Linked DNA regions of Homo sapiens: region 2 is linked to region 1. The links are chromatin loops, found by intact Hi-C in ENCODE. Cell type or tissue: PC-3. All regions are shown on one strand. Links, peaks and the distances in the headings refer to the core of each region. The heading gives the core; the rest is flanking DNA.

Region 1 (8,347 bases), core at 143-8,142:
AAGAAAATAATGGGGAAATGAAGATCAAAGACCAACTTGAACTTTACATTTCTTTGCTCTCACTTCCCAATCCCCAAACCACAAGAGTATAAAACAAAAATGATCCTTTCTTATGAAAAGGCTGGAATACAGTACTAACCTTTACTGAGTCTATTATCAAAGTTCACTGAGGAGCTCTCATCCAGGTTTAGATCTTATTTTACTGGGATTTTTTCACAGTAAAAACCAATCTTGATAGCTTTTAAAAATGAAACCAATTTTCATTTATTAAAATATAAGTCACTTCAATTTCTACATTTAACATCTGAAAGTCACAAATTAATTTCTTTCTAGAACATAAATTCTATGAAGAAAAAGGGCTTGCCTGTCTTGCACAGCTGTGTCCACAGTGCCTAGTACATGGTTGACCCTCGATAAATATTTGTTCCAGAAGAGAATGCATATACATTTCAACTGACATAACATAGAAAGGGTCTGGTGTATTAGCATCTGGTAGAACTTTAAAAAGTTCAAAGAACAACAATTACTAGCTAAAGTACCTGCGACTTACTCTTAAAAGAGCATAGAAAATTAGAATATTGAAATATGGAGAGTGCTTCTATCCTAAACTCTCAACCTGTGCTACTGATACCTGGACAAGACTGAGTAGCAGACGCACAACTCTTTATTTTTAGTGGGAAATAACTGCATTCCCAAGGCTGAAGGATGCACATGCAAATCCTTCTAGTGTCCAAATGTGCACTGTCCTAGATGGTAGCCACTAGCCACATCAGTCTCTTGAGCACCTGAAATGTGACTAGTCTGAAATGAGATGTGCTGGAAGTGTAGCATTCCAACCAGGTTTCTGAAGATTGGGACAAAAAAATGAACACAAAATATCCTGTTGATAACTTTTTATATTAATTACATGTTGAAATGATGTTGTTTTAGATATATTGGAGTAAACAGAATATATTATTAACATTAATTTCACCCTTTTTTTCATTTTTTTAATGTGACTGTTAGAAAACTTTAAAATACTGACGTGGCTCACATTATACTCCTACTAGACAGTGGCAATCCAGACCGACACCTACAAAGTCTGTATGCCACAGGTGGGGATGCTCACTGAAAGGCAGACAGCAGGACCTGATCCCTAATATCTGGATCTGTAAGGAGGAAAATGAGCTAGATGTTCTACCACACAACAATCGCCCTTTGATATGGTTTGGCTGTCCCCACCCAAATCTCACCTTGAATTGTAATAATCTCCACATGTCAAGGGTGGGGCCAGGGGGAGATAACTGAATCATTGGGGCAGTTTTCCCCATACTGTTCTAATGGTAGTGAGTAAGCCTCACGAGATCTAATGGTTTTATAAATGGGAGTTCCCCTGCACAAGTTCTCGTCTGCCACCATGTAAGACATCCCTTTGCTCTTCCTTTGTCTTCCACTATGATTGTGAGGTCTCCCCAGCCATGCGGAACTGTGAGTCCACTAAATCTCTTTCCTTTATAAATCACCCAGTCTCAGGTATGTCTTTATTAGTAGCATGAGAATAGACTAATACACTCCTAAAGACTCGCAATAGCATTGGGAAATAAGTACTATTAGCTTTGACCTAAAGAAACTGAGGCAAGGACGGAGAAGGTACTTCTGCAGAATTACAAAGCTGGTAAAGGGAAGGCAAAACACTGAAGCAAAGTTAGCTTGACTTTAAAGTCATGCCCTTGTCTTTGGTCTCCTCCAGTCACTCAGAGGGTGCTCTCCCCATGTTCTAAGGGACTTAAAGAAGGATGTCGACAACTGACTCACCCTGCAAAGGCTTCTCAAGCCCTTCAGCCATGTTTCTCCCAGCCACTAACCCACAGCTGACAGAAGTGGGTGAAATAGTGACTAAAATCTCTGAAAAATTACCATGAAGCAACATCCCATGTGCTGCTATCTCAGGTAAAAGAATAAAGTTTTCCTAAATTGATGTTTTTTGCTTTTTTAAATTGCAGTTATCATTTCCTTTATTAGTTAACATGGATCACAATTTCCTTTTTGTGTTATCAAATATTGTTGAAGGCTTCCATCCACTCCCTGCACACATTATTGAACGATGCTCCACTGTTGTACTATTCTTCATTTCAAAAAGAGCTGGGATGAAAACACCCTAATGCTCATACTGTAAGAATTTCTGAGGATACACCCTCCCTAAGGGATACTGAAAAGAAAGGGAAGTTGTTTGTTGTTCTAATTTTTTTTTTTTTTTTAAGAGAGAGAAGGTCTCACTCTGGCGCCCAGGCTAGAGTATGTTAGAGTGATCATAGCCCACTGCAATCTCAAACTCGTGGGCTCAAGTGATCCTCCTGCCAAAGCCTCCAGAGTAGCTAGGACTACAGGCATACACCACCATACTAGGCTAATTTTTTTAGTTTTTGTAGAAACGGGTTCTGCTATGTTGCCCAGGCTGGTCTCAAACTCCTGGACTCAAGTGATCCTCCCTCCTCAGCCTCTCAAAGTACTGAGATTATAGGCATGAGCCACCCCACTGAGCCTGTTCTAAGGTTTTTGACACTTAGGCCAAGTGCCTCCAGTGAGTGATCCTGGCGGAACTGAGGACACAGAGGTGCCTGTGAATCTCATGCAGCATGGGTCAGGCAGGGCCCAGTCTAGAGGAAACCTCTAGGTGTGCCAGGGAAGAAAGGCTCTATTCTCCTACACCCAGGCCATCACACTGAAGGCTGTCCTGTGATTCCACATCTCCTCCCAGGTCAGCAGGACTGAAGACTCACAGGGACAAAGCTCTGAAAGCAGACCCCTCCCTTCACGCTGCAGTCACCATGTGATTCCTGCACACTTACACACATGTACATGAGGCAATCTGGACTTTTTTGCTTTTGCAGTTCTAAGCTCTCCCCTGTATCTGTCCCTGTCAGTTTAATCCACAACAAAAAAAATTAACTAGTGGGAAGCCACTACCTGTGAATTCACTGATTTGGGCAAGTGTATTTCACCCATTATGAATCAGCTTACTTAGTCTCTTAGCAGCCTCGAGAGCTTCATTTGCAGTGTCTGCTACAAAGAATCTTTGAACTCTCACTCCGTTGTCAGACATCAGTTTCTTGCTCTGGTATTCCTGCAGGTTCAGCCATCTTCTGGAGGTTAATTGAACTGCCTACAGAAATTGAAGGAGAGAGGTAAGAACATTCATTAATAGCAAGAAAAATAAAAGTCAACCTACATGGCCAGTCTTAGAGGTACTGTTGACTGGCAATCTGCAACCCAGAGTTGAGAGAAGCAAAAGAAAAAAAAAACCCACTTAAATTCATGCCTAATTATTTTTTAACAAAAACTGTTAAGGACAACTACACACACACAAATGAATGCAGGTTTTTTAAAAATGCTGAAAGCTGAGTGAGCTCTGTGATCTAGTTAACAGTAATACACAAATATCAATGTCTTGCTTTTGATATTGTACCACAACTACATGAGGTGTCAGCATTAGGGGAAGCTGGATGAAGAGTACATGGGGCTGCTATACTATTTTTGCAACTTCCTTTGAGTCTACAAGTATTTCAACATAAGTTATTTTAAAAACTGTTAAGGACTCTATTACATGGATATGGCTCCCCCCTTCTCACCCCAAATAAATAAAGAGCATAGCATTATTTTAATAACTGTATATAGACTGTTAATCATTGTAAGGTTTTTCAGGAAATTTGTTTAAACACTCTGAAGTCACTGGGCCACAGACTAATTCATTTCTTTACCACAGTTTTTAACAGAGTCTGGGTAGGGCCATTGTGTGTTTAACGAGATTATCTCTTTCATCCACCAAGGTTGAGTGCAATAACCTGAAAGACTGACTATTAATTAAACTAGTTCCTAAACTGCAACTTGTGTATTAAAGGAAATTTGCTTAAGTTTCAAGTAGAAGTGGTTTTCCAATATGCACTACGTGTTTATCTGTGTTAAAAGGACACAGTCAAAGGACACAATAACATGAACAAATAAATTCCTTACATTTTATCCAATAATATCAACAGTATTCCCTACCAAATCTGTAAGCCCCATTTTTAAAAGAAGGAAAAAAAAAAAAAACCAGGAAAAATGAATACACTTAATGTAAACTCCTTTCCATCCATGAGTCATATGCAAAGGAAACATTACTCACAAGAGGAAGGATGACAATACAGTTAATGCACAAACCAAAAAAATCAATCACACAACTGGATCACAAGACTGGTAGTACATGGACATCATCTGATACAATCCCTACTGGCTTCTGTCCACGGCTTTGGTGGATGTCCAAGGCAGTGTCACACAGATCATAAAAGTGAGGCCCACAGGGCTTCATCACATGGAGCCATTACCTTTTGGGACATCTACTGTGTCCTTAAAATGTCATTTTCTTCTGGTATCCCCAAGCTATGATGTATTCATGGAGCTCTTTTGAAATAGGGTGATTCAAAGCTCTATACCCCCACTACTAGACTGTGTTCCACTAAAGGGTAGAAAGTGTGCCTTAAACTTCTCTGTATCTCTGTGAAGAAGGTGACAGTGCTTGACATATGAAAGACACCCAAAAAATGCCACTTGGATGGCCAAATGAATCAACTCTGCCTTTTGTCTCCTGATATGGACAATTTTTCATTCCCAGAAACTGGCCACCTCTAAAAATAAAAAAGTACAAGTTAGTCCTTAAGATGTGAAATAAACATAATATAATGTATACATGCTGGTAAAAAATTCAAATTTCAACATGATCAAGCCTAAAGATAGCTCTCTGTTCCGTCCTTGTAGCTGCTGGTAATGATGGTTTGGTTTTGCTTTTAATATTGAAGTTGCCTATACTTCTTCTTTAGAAATAAATAATACTGGGATAAAAATAAATTGTCAGACAAGCAATGCTCACATCATTTACCGTATATTATTTTTTAACTACACATTATTTCTTAATCTTACTTTTTAAGTCTTGATGAAACATTAGTAATTTGAAAAACACAAAATTCTGTAAATGAACATACTCAAAGGCTTTATAGTCTTAATAGCGTGTTATATAACATACAAAGAAAAATACGAGTTTAAGGCATTTAGCGAAAAAGCCCCTTAGTGAAAGAAAACATTAAACATTAGCTGTGTGCTATTATCTAGGACCACTCTTAAAAGGCAAATAGGAACAATCAATAGATTATGTCTACGTTGACATAACAATTTAAAGCCATTAACCAAAGAAAGAAAAAATATAGTTTGAAAAGAGCATTTGAGGGAGACTAAAAACAGCCACAATGTGGTTGTGGTCAATTCCTTTTCATCAGAACACTCGCCATATTAATTTTAGATATGTTAATGCAATCTGCTGGAAACTAATTGCAATTGATCCAGAGGCCAGCTTCACAGACATGTAACATATATTGACTGTTTCCACACTGACTCAAATGAAAGCCAGCTTGAAGTCTGTTGCTCTTAAATTGAAAACCAGGACAATGAGCACAGTTCCAAATCCACTGATGACACCCGGCTATCACTCCACAAAGGAATTCTTTTACAGAATAATCACCTATTTTTGTCAATCCAAAACTTGGAAAACTAGGGCCCTGACTGGCTCTAAAACTTCAAGACAACTCCACTTATTAAGAATTTGTAGCTGGGTGTGGGCAGGCGCAGTGGTTCACACCTGTAATCCCAACATCTTGAGAGGCGGAGGCAGGAGGATTGCTTGAGCCCAGTAGTTCAAGACTAGCCTGGGCAACATAGTGAGACCCTGCCTCTACAGAAAGTGAAAACATTAGCTGGATGTGGTAGTGCATGCCCACAGTACCAGCTAATTGGGTGGCTGAGGCTGGAGGACAACTTGAGCCTGGAAGGCTGAGGCTGCAGTGAGCTATGATTGTGCCACTGCACTCCAGCTTGGGTGCCAGAGTGAGACTCAGTCTCAAAAAACAAAAAAAAATGTGATACATCTACAGAAGTATAATTTATGTTTACTTCTGCATTCTCAGTTGTAAAAAAAGGGTGAGAAGAAATCTGCTATGCAAATGGATGGTAGAAAGTACGCTGGAAATGTAATATAAACTGCTGAATAATAATAACAATAATAGTTCCATCTACTATTAATTGAGCACTTATGAGCTAGGCATTATATTAAATATTCATGTTTCATGGTTAAAACAATCAGGAAATGTCAAGAATTATTATCTCTCTCTGTAGCTGTCATTAGTGCAAATCAAGAAATATCCTCGGTCTTCTTCCTTCTAGGCACTTCCTTACTTCAGCTGAAGTTAGGCGATGCCGTATCTACTACCTAGAGTTAGCACCAGATCCCCCAGGTTAGAGGCTCAGTCCCACAGGACTATACCCACTTGAGATGCCAGGCACAAGCCCCAGGTTATTTTACCTGTGCTTCTGACCAACCAGTTATCAATTGGGAGTTCCCAAGACCTCCTCCTCGGGTTTAACTAATTTTATAAGATGGCTAACAGAGCTCACAAAAACCACTGCTGACATTTACCAGTTATTTATAAAGGATATGACAAAAGACACTGGTGAACAGCCAGATGGAAGAGGTGTACATAACAAGGTATGCCCATGGAGCTTCCATGCCCTCTCTGGGGGTACCACCTTGCAGATACCGCCACATATTTGGCAATCTGGACACTCTCCAAACCTTGTCCTCTTAAGATTTTATTATTTTATTACATAGGCATGATTGTTACCTCATTAGCCATTGGCGATTAACTCAACTTTTAGTCCCGCTCTCTTCCCCAGAGACTGGGAGGATGGAACCGAAAGTCCCAACCCTCTAATTATGCTATGGGCTTTCTAGTAACCAGTCACAATCCTGAAGCTACCTAGTGGACTCCAACCACTAGTCATCTCATTAGGGTAGAAAAGACACTCATCACTTCAGATATCCCAAGGGTCTTAGGAACTGTGTGCCAGGAACCAGGGGTAAAGACCAAATATGTATTTTTTTTATTATATCACAGTATCATATCAATTAACTAGTTCCAGCCAGTAAGTTGTGAGTACATATGTTGTGTGACACATTCAGGCCAACGTTTAATTGCCATCCCTCCTACCCCATCGAAGTTTGCCCTCTCTAGATATGGGGAATGGCAACATTCAAGATGGTAGCTGATCTATCAGCCAGGGACCAGAATAAGGATGGACATATACCAAGTGACTTTACGTAAATGTGTAGTAAAAAATACACCTTTGTGGATTCTTAGCCACTGAAATTCTGGGGGTTATTTGTTACTATTGCACAACCTTTTTGCCCAATTGGCTTTACTGACCAATAAAGCCATGTTACAAATTAGGAAACGGGCTGAACTTGCCCAAGATCACAAGTTACTCTGAAACAGTAAAACTTCTGGATCAACTGGGTAACACTATTGGTTCCCTGTGTTTGTATTCTGGTCCCAGAGGCTCTGTGGTGATAGAGACTGAGATAAGAGACAAGTAAAATAGTGTCCCTTTCGTCAAAAGTCTACCAGGAATAGGACTTTCACGAAATGCTGACAGAGCTCGTGTAAGGTAAAATGTAACTACTCCAGGCTTTGGGAGGGAGGGAGGTGGAGATGTGAATAGGTGTTGTCCTAAGATGCTAGAATGGTAGAAGTTTATTTCAACTCCTAGGAAGAGCTACCTGTTATGACCCTAAAAATAACATCTTTGCTGCAGGAGACATGAAGAATCTCTCAGATAATCCATGAATTCTAGAATGCAAGGAATGGAATGGAGTATAAAGATCATCTGCCCCAGTGCCTTTTGATTGTTTCTGCCAGTCATTTGCCAGCCTGCCCTCAGGACCATTCCACAGGCTCTTCTGCCTAAATTTGAGACTCTGTTCAGAGACTGAACAGTAGGGGGAAGACACCAGGCTTTGTTGTCCTCTTTGTGGGTGTAACAGCATCTCCTCTGAAGCTCCAGGTCTCTCCAGACAGCCCTCTCTTCCACATTCCAGCTCCTGCTATCTCCCCTGCTGTGACTTCTGCTTGTAACAGCTAGCCCTAGACTCGGCCAACACCATTTCCTTCCTCTCCTATGGCTCACGGAAGATTCCTGCTGTTGTCCATCCATCTCTGTGTTGCCTCCCAAGCCTGTGTGCCTTACAATCTTTCCGGCCCTTTGTTAAATTCTATTAAATGACCTCACAAAATCCCTGTCTTCCTGACTGGCCCTTACTGACACAGTGCTTCACAGGCTGAAGGTGAAGGGGAATGGCAGTGATCCACTTTTAAAAAGGTCTTTGGGACCCTATACTGGAGAAGTTTCCCAGTTAGTCACATGTTTCAAATACTGGGGTTTCAAGATATAAAGGGACCACTGGGGTCCAATCACCTCAGTTTACAGTCAGGAACCTGGAGGCCTGATG
Region 2 (8,347 bases), core at 49-8,048, 96 kb before region 1:
CTCTGTATATTTAACATACATGTGATTAAACATTTGTAGGATAAATTACCCAGAGTGAAGCAAAAAGGAATGTAGCCATTTTAAACATCAAAAGGTTCTGTTAAATTGTTCTTTTTTTTTTTTTTTTTTTTGAGACCGAGACTTGCAGTGTTGCCAGCCTGGAGTGCAATGGCGCGATCTCAGCTCACTGCAACCTCCACCTGCCGGGTTCAAGCAATTCCCCTGCCTCAGCCTCCCGAGTAGCTAGGACTACAGGTGTGCCACCAAGCCTGGCTAATTTTTTATATTTTAGTAGAGACGGGTTTTCACCACGTTGGCCAGGATGGTCTCAATCTCCTGACCTCGTAATCTGCCCACCTCAGCCTCCCAAAGGTGCTGGGATTACAGGCATGAGCCACTGCGCCCGGCCTAAATTGTTCTTCATAGAAGCTGTCCCTGATTTCCACTCCTAAAAAGTGAAAATTATCAGAGACACTATTTTCCAATTCACAATCATTAGCCATTTGTATCTTTGTCAGTGTGTTAGGTGAAAAAGGGTATCTCACTGGTATGGTTGGGCTCTGTGTCCCCATCCAAATCTCACCTTGAATTGTAATAATTCCCACGTGTTGCAGGAGGGACCCAGTGGGAGGTAACTGAATCATGGGGACGGGATTTTCCCATGCTGTTCTCATGATAGTGAGTAAGTCTCACGAGATCTGGTGGTTTTATAAAGGGGGGGTTCCTCTGCACAAGCTCTCTTGCCTGCCACCATGTAAGAAGTCCCTTCACTCTTCCTTCGTCTTCCACCATGATTGTGAGGCTTCCCCAGCCATGTGGAATTGTAAGTAAATTAAACCTCTTTCCTTCATAAATTATCCAGTCACGGGTATGTCTTTATTATCAGCGTGAGAACAGACGAGTACACTCACATATAGTTTTAATTTGAATTTATTTTATTATGAATGAGTTTAGGCATTATTCTATGAGTTTAAGAGACATCTTATTTTTTTTGTGTGAATTTTGCCTATTTTTCTATTGAGATTTTGGTCCCTTATTAATTTATAGGAAGAGTGTGAGTGTGCGTGTGTGGGGGGGTGTGTGTGTGTGTACAAGAGAGTGTTGCTTTGTCACCTAGACTGGAGCGTACTGGCATAATCATGGCTCACTGCAGCCTTGAACTCCTGGGCTCAGATGATCCTCCCACCTCAGCCTTTCAAATAGCTGGACTACAGGCACATGCCACTAGGCTGAGCTAATTTTTTATTTTAATTTTTTCTAGAGATGGGGGTCTCGCTATGTTACCCAGGCTGCTCTTGAATTCCTGGTCTCAAGCAATCCTCTTGTCTCAGCCCCTTTAACATTTACCTTTTGAACATGCTTTTGTTACTTTTGCCACATGGAAATTTCACAATAATGTCACTCTTATATGGCTTCTGGCTTTGTGTCAGACTTTTAAAAGGCTAGTCCCATTCTGAGAGTATTTTTAAAAATTCTCCCATTATTTTTTCTAGTATTCTTTATAATTTCTTCCATTTTTTTAATCCAAATAAAATTTGAGTTAAAGTGCGAAGCCAGCAAATACTTCATTGCGGAATATTTTTTGTATTTTAGGGGGTTTTCTAGGTCATCAATGTGACCTTGCAATGTGAGTTGCATGGGGCAGGCATCTTATGTATCCTGGGCACCTTGGCATCCACTGTAGTGATACAACCTCTGCAGAGTCAACACTCGATAAATATCGGTTGAATTAAAGATTAATTCAGTTCTAAGTGGGGACTACATAATAGAAATAACTTCTGGGTACACATATATATATATATGTATAATCTAATCCAGCTACTTCAAAACTTCCTTTTTAAAAAATTGTGATAAAATATACAAAACATAAAATTCACCATATCTCAACCATTTTTGTCTACACAGTTCTGCAGGGTCAAGTTGGTACATTCACATTGCTGTGCAACCAATTCCTAGAACTTCTTCATCTTCCCTCACACTCTGTATCGCTAAACAAACTCCCGTTCTTCTCTTCCCACTGCCTCTGGCAACATCATTCTACTTTGTGTCTATAAATTTGACTATTCTAGATAGCATCTCTCTCTCTGCCTCTCTCTCCATCTCCATATATATATATATTTTCACACACACACACCCCCCTCTATATATACGCACATATATATCTCTCCATATATATCTCCATATATATGTATATAGATAATACGTATAGATATATATAGATACCAGATATATAGAGATATTAGAGATCTCTATATACATACATACATAAAATAAAAGATATGCATATATATACATACACTAGATACCTGTGGAATCATCCAGTGTTTGTCTTTTTGTAACTGGCTTATTTCACTTAGCATAATGTCCTCAAGCCCCATCCATACTGCAGCATGTGTCAGAATCTTCTTTTACAAGGTTCAGTAAAGTTCCATTATAGTATATACCACATTTTGTTTATCCATTCATCCACAGATACACACTTAAATTGTTTCAGAACTTCTTAAGCCTACACCAATTTTGCTTAGTACAAGGCTGCATTTTCTGCACATTAATCCCATTGTAATTATACATTAGCACAGCATTTTGGGGATATTTTCTGTTTTAATTTTTACTGTTGCACAAAGGCAGACCATAATTTTTTTGAGCAAGACTAAAACATAATCTGATCTTGGAGACATCTCCAAACCAAGCTGGTTCTCCCTTGTAGATCTCACAATGACAAACCCTTGTAAGATGTCTTATTCCAGAGGCTATTCACTAAATGGTTATAAGGGCTAAGCAGACAGAATGTGTGTGACCAGGTGTAACAGGGAATGGCATGGCATGTGGCAAGTTGAGATTAGTATTCCCACTTTCTACAAAAGTTAAAAATAAGCACAGGTCAAAGAAAACATTCTCCTGGTCAACTTGCAGTCAGTCGCTTACTACTGCCATCTATTTCTCAGCTCATAACCACTGCGTACAAAAAGTTTTTCTGCACTTTTGCCATCAATTGTTATTTTGTCTGTTAAGTAATTTTTAAAAATTAAAATTCGTAAAATCAAATATACGTACATGAAAATCTGACAAGTTTATAAAAATCTTTAAAAATGTCTCAAAAGGAGCATAAGGAGGAATGGCCTCAGAATCGTGCAGGCACAGTTGTGCGCTGCATCGCCAAGATGCCATTCCCAAAGTATACTCCATCGCGCCTGGCCACTCCACCCTCGACCCTCTACCCAGCGGAATACGACATATCCCTGGAAACCCAGCAGGCGCAAGCCGAGCGGTTGGCCATAAGAGCACAGCTGAAACAGCAGTACTTGCTTCAGTACAACGACCCTAACTGCTGACGGCTCATTGAAGATCCTGCCTTGATTTGTTGGACCTATGCAAGATCAGCAAATGTCTATCCTAATTTCACCCCTAAAAACTCACTCTTGGGAGCTTTGTGTGGAATTAGGCACCTGTTCTTCTGGTATGATGTATTCAAAACTGACAGGAATAGGAAAGAAAAACTTATCCAGGAAGGAAAATTGGATCAAACATTTAACATCTCATATTAAGTCTGGCAATGATGACTATGTGTATTCTTGCTGAAATAAATCGTCTATTAATCAAACAAAAATCTCAACAGGTTAAGAATTTTAAATATTTTTCTTGCATTCCAGAAATTATCATCAATATTCACGTACGCCTCTCAAATCTAGCCAGAAGTACAAACCACTTCAAGAGGTGTTAGTGATCTTGCACTGACTTGGACCATCCGATCTTTTCATCAGCCTAAACCTTAGAGGCACATGTTGACAATTCGTGGCACTCATGTTTTCAGAAATGAACAGTATAGATGATAATTAAGACACACTTGACAAACTTGTAAGTTTCAGTCATACAATAGTCACCCTTTATCCTCAGTTTCCCTTTCTGTGGTTTTAGTTACCCATGGTCTACTGAGGTCCAAGTTATTAAATGGAAAGGACAAAATTATGGAATAAGATCCTTGGATGGAACACAGCACTAAAGTCACTGACGGATTACAACCTCTACAGCCACACTTAGATGACCTAAAAAGAAAGAGACAAACTTCTAATTATGATGTTCTTCTAAAAGGTTGTGGTGAAAAACCTTCAGCTATCCAGGATCCCTGACCATTGACATCATCTGTTCCTGACATCCAGCCATTGACACCCATGGTTTGATGATCCAGGATCATCCAAAGTAGATGTCCCTCACGAAGTATTGCCAGGAGGTCATGAGAAGCCCAATGCTACATCGCAATGCTCACATCACTCACCCCACGTCTTACCATGTAGACATTGCATCATCTCACATCATCGCAAGAAGGGTGAGTACAGTACAATGAGGTATTTTGAGAAAGAGACCATATTCACATCACTTTTATTACAGTATATTGCTATTGTTCTATTTCATACTGTTGTTAATATCTTACTGTACCTAATTTATAAGTCAAAATTTATCCTAAGTATAAATATCTAGAATATCCAGAAAAAAAGAGTATATATAGGGTTTGGTAGTAGGTAAGCTTCAGGCATCCACTGGAAGTCTTGGGACGTATCCTCCACAGATAAGGGGGAACTACTATATTAAGCTTTCCTATGTCTTAACGTTTTTCAACAAATTCTCACAGAAAGAGACTTTGGTTGGGAACAAACACTGGTAATTTTTATGTAAAGCAAAGTATCATCTTTATTTTTGTTATGTCTAATATTCATCACATTTTAGAGACAACAGGCATGAGTCACAGGAAAGATATTAATAATTTTATAAGACTATCATTTTATATGATATTCAACCATGAGTGAGGTACCTCCAAATGCCTAAACCACATCCTAGATGAAAATTAAGTAACTTAACTTTCAAAGTCACGTTGAACCTAAGGTACCTCTAAGATACTATTTCCTTAGGAAAAGATCATTGATGATTGTTTAAATGTTTTCCCTTCTACACTGTCCCATCTGCTCATTGTACACTGGCCCTCTAGAGCATTTCACTAATCCCCACAGCTTGAGCAAGCCCCATAAAGCAGAGATTCCCAAGCCTACAACTCTAATGCACAGCTTTCCCTGGGATCCCAAGCCATATATCCCTTCTACTGTAGAAATACACTCAGGTGTCCCTAGATGAACAACTTCCAACATGTCTACAGCTGAGATCAACCTCTCTCTCCCTCTGCCCGCTGCCCCCTCCCCCACTCTCTCCTTCACATTCCTTTATCCGTCCCTCTTCCTGTATCCTCTCAGCCAGCAGGCAGATATCTACCGGTCTGTGAGCCCCTGAGGAACAATGGTTATTTTTCATTGTCTCTTTTCCCCAAGGCACAGCAGACTGAGCAGCACCCTATCAGTGCTCATTCCAAGCTGCTGAGAAAATGAAGATTTAAAGCCTTTCATGGAGTTAGCAGTGAAAAAAGAAAAAAACAAATTAAAACATTTTATTTCCTTTCCTCGATAAATTAATTCAAAGGTATACTGACAATATGGCCACTTACTTATCCCTCAGTTCTCACATATTCGTCTTCCTTCCATAGGTAACTCATTTAAAACCTAGAGTGTTTCAGGTACCAGGAAAACAAGAATAAGCCATTTAAGAGCTGTAAATAACTCTTAATTTTCTCGTATAATATGTAGTGAGGGGGCAGTATCTTGTGATGTACATTATACTGTTATTAACTTCTCTAGAACTCTCTATTATGTTCACCTCCTGAGCTTTTAAATATGTGGTCAGCAGATTTTGCCCACTCCAGATTTATTTATCTGCCATGAAAAGCCACCTATTGCTGAGCCTCTAGGAACTTCTTCAAAGTGGACACCTAGAAGTGTTGTTTCACCTAGTCATGCACATGACAAATGTTTCTTGGGCAATAAAAATAGATGCCAAGCACTTTGCCAGCTGCTGGCAACACAGCAGTGAGTAGGATGGACAAAGTCCCTGCCGTGGTAAAGATTAGGATCTAGCAAAGGTGACTGCAAATAAATAAGAGAAATATACAGATGTCCAAAGTGATATGGAGGAGGCAGACAGGGTCACTGTGCAACTCTGGAGCTGACTGCCAGACAGTGCAGCTAGACCACAGTGGCTGTATGGAAAACGGGCTCTTGGTGACCACCACTGCTACAGGAGAAGCCCCTTAATAAACATCAAATGAATGGCTAATGTAGCTGGTATCCTCATTCTCAGGAGGTGAAACCAACCACTGTAGCACATATTCAGGAATCTTCCAGGATCTTCCTTTCAACAGATCACTTTCCTGGCATCTCTTTGCTAGTCTCAGAAATGGCAATTAGTTCCTCTAACTGTCCATCGAATCCTGGCCCTTTCTCTCTCATCCTGAGGTTTAGTTCCAGATGACCCTGTTCCATTCTACCATCTTCAATCTTTTGCTTTCAAAGTGAGCCTTTATTCATTTTCAAGTAAGTGGTTTCCCTTCATTTAAGCATATATATTTTTTAAAACCTTATTCTGTTTTATCCCTCTTTGACTTGCCTACTGTTGCCATTAAACTTCCAGAGAGAGTCAATCAAAAGAAAAAGACAAGACAGAAAGAAAAGAGTGCATCATGTACTGTCTTATGGGAATAGTGCTGCCCAACCAAATTAAAGGACATACTCTGTAACCTTTTCATAAAGCCCCAGGCCAGAGAACATACACACATGCACACATACACACAATCTAGGGCCATTAAGGTGGCCTCTCTGAGTAACAGAGGAAGGAACAAGTAAGTTTATCTGATTTAGCTGTGGGACTAGGAAGCTTGCCCCACTAGACACATAATCAGGTGCCATGGGCTGGAACAAAGGCAGAGCAGGGGACGATACTAAGACAGATTCTGTCCCTCAACAGCTCTGAGGCCAATGTTTTGGTCTTTGAAGCCAAGGGATATTATTACAAAATTGGCATATTTTAAGCTGTTCTCAATAAAATATCAAGTTTATGCCATCAATATTCATTTCAAATGCCCATTAGCTATGAAAGAATAGCAATTAGCTAAATAACATGTATTATTAATATTAATACCATTAAGAACAGACCTTTATGGAGCAGTACAATAAGGACTTTTACACATTATTCTACTGAATCCCCACAATAAGCCTCTCGGGAGTTGTCATCATTCCCATTTTATAGATGATGAAACTAAAGTTCGAATGAGCTGTATCACATGCCTGCCAGGTGGCTAAGTACCAGCAATGCTACAGAAAAAATAGAGATTACCATCTATCATGAAGTGTATGTGTCCACATGCAATACACATGCACACACATACCAAAACACATTCAAAGACACATCATAAACATCCTCTTTTAAAACATCAGGGAAATATTTTTCTTCATCATAAACAGCTGGAGGAAAAAATTATAAAACAATAAATAATCCTGTTTCCTGGTAATCACAAACACTAGAGGCAATGAAGCAAGTTCCCAAATGTTTTCTGAAACAAGTCAGACACACCATCCCCCAATGGCTTATATACCTGGCTTTTCAAAGGCCCAACGAAGCCTAGATTTTCGGCCATCCGCTGAGCTTGGCTGTCCTTTATTCCTTCAAAAATGTCAATTTGCTCCTAGTAAAAATAAATCAAATAAACAAAATTCAGACAGTCAACTGAGAAGATTTACAACCTCAAAAGAAAATGCTTAGTATTTATTTGCAAATGAGTAATTAAAGTGTGGCATCTATCCAGAGATCTCTGAGCAGGGCTACCGCAGATGCCTGTAGGGTATGTTTTAATTAGCAGACCATCTATAAAAAAGCCCTTCCAAAAACTATATAATTCTTCATGGTGGCATGCTGACAAGAAAATCTGATGCCAGTTTTCACTTTTAATTACTATACAGATGGCATTGATGAATATTTAGTCAGTTAATTTTTTGACATCTTTTGGAAGGTTTCCAAAGTAAGGTTTTCCTGCCTACTAGTAGTTAAGTTTAAAGCCTGTCATAGATAGGTTAAATATTACCTTATGATTTAAACACTCTATTGATGATAATTATTACTGTTACCTTAGCTCTACAAAATGATATTGTCTCAAAGACACCGAGCACTGTCACTATACATTATTTCATGCATTCTCTTAACAAATGGAATGGCCTGCTTTAAATAATGTGAACTTTGAAAACAGCTAGGTGTTGTTGGTAAGTCTGCATATAAAGTCTCAATTCAGTTTCCAAGGTAATTAACTTATTATATAATATTAGTGAAAATATTTTAAAACCAATCACTGCAGTATGAGTACAGCAGGTCTTCAAATAACGTTACTTCATTCAAGGTCGTTTTGTTATAAGGTTGAGAAAAAAAAAAATCAATTCCCAGCCAAGGCCACTGTCTCTGTGTAGTCTACACATTCCCCTCT

What was found. A loop is a pair of places that touch in the nucleus more often than their neighbours do. Peaks named below come from ENCODE experiments on the same cell type or tissue, not always from the same donor. Only the 100,000 strongest peaks of a DNase experiment are listed, where the experiment ranks them.
Region 2: it touches region 1 in a loop (11-fold over the local background); 2 of 110 quality-filtered maps call a loop at or near these places.

What each region holds. Positions count from the first base shown.
Region 1 is chr3:67,606,455-67,614,801 of GRCh38, forward strand. It overlaps SUCLG2 (succinate-CoA ligase GDP-forming subunit beta), which reads right to left. Exons shown (of 11, transcript NM_003848.4): 2 at 3,001-3,142. Among named protein-coding and RNA genes, the nearest start is that of SUCLG2, 44 kb to the right of the region's middle. In PC-3, for the core only: no CTCF peak of the experiment used is centred there; a DNase peak (open chromatin) is centred at 4,197; H3K27ac peaks cover 2,244 bases.
Region 2 is chr3:67,510,779-67,519,125 of GRCh38, forward strand. SUCLG2 (succinate-CoA ligase GDP-forming subunit beta) reads right to left here. Exons shown (of 11, transcript NM_003848.4): 6 at 7,469-7,558. It also overlaps the pseudogene NDUFB4P1. Among named protein-coding and RNA genes, the nearest start is that of SUCLG2, 140 kb to the right of the region's middle. In PC-3, for the core only: no CTCF peak of the experiment used is centred there; no DNase peak of the experiment used is centred there.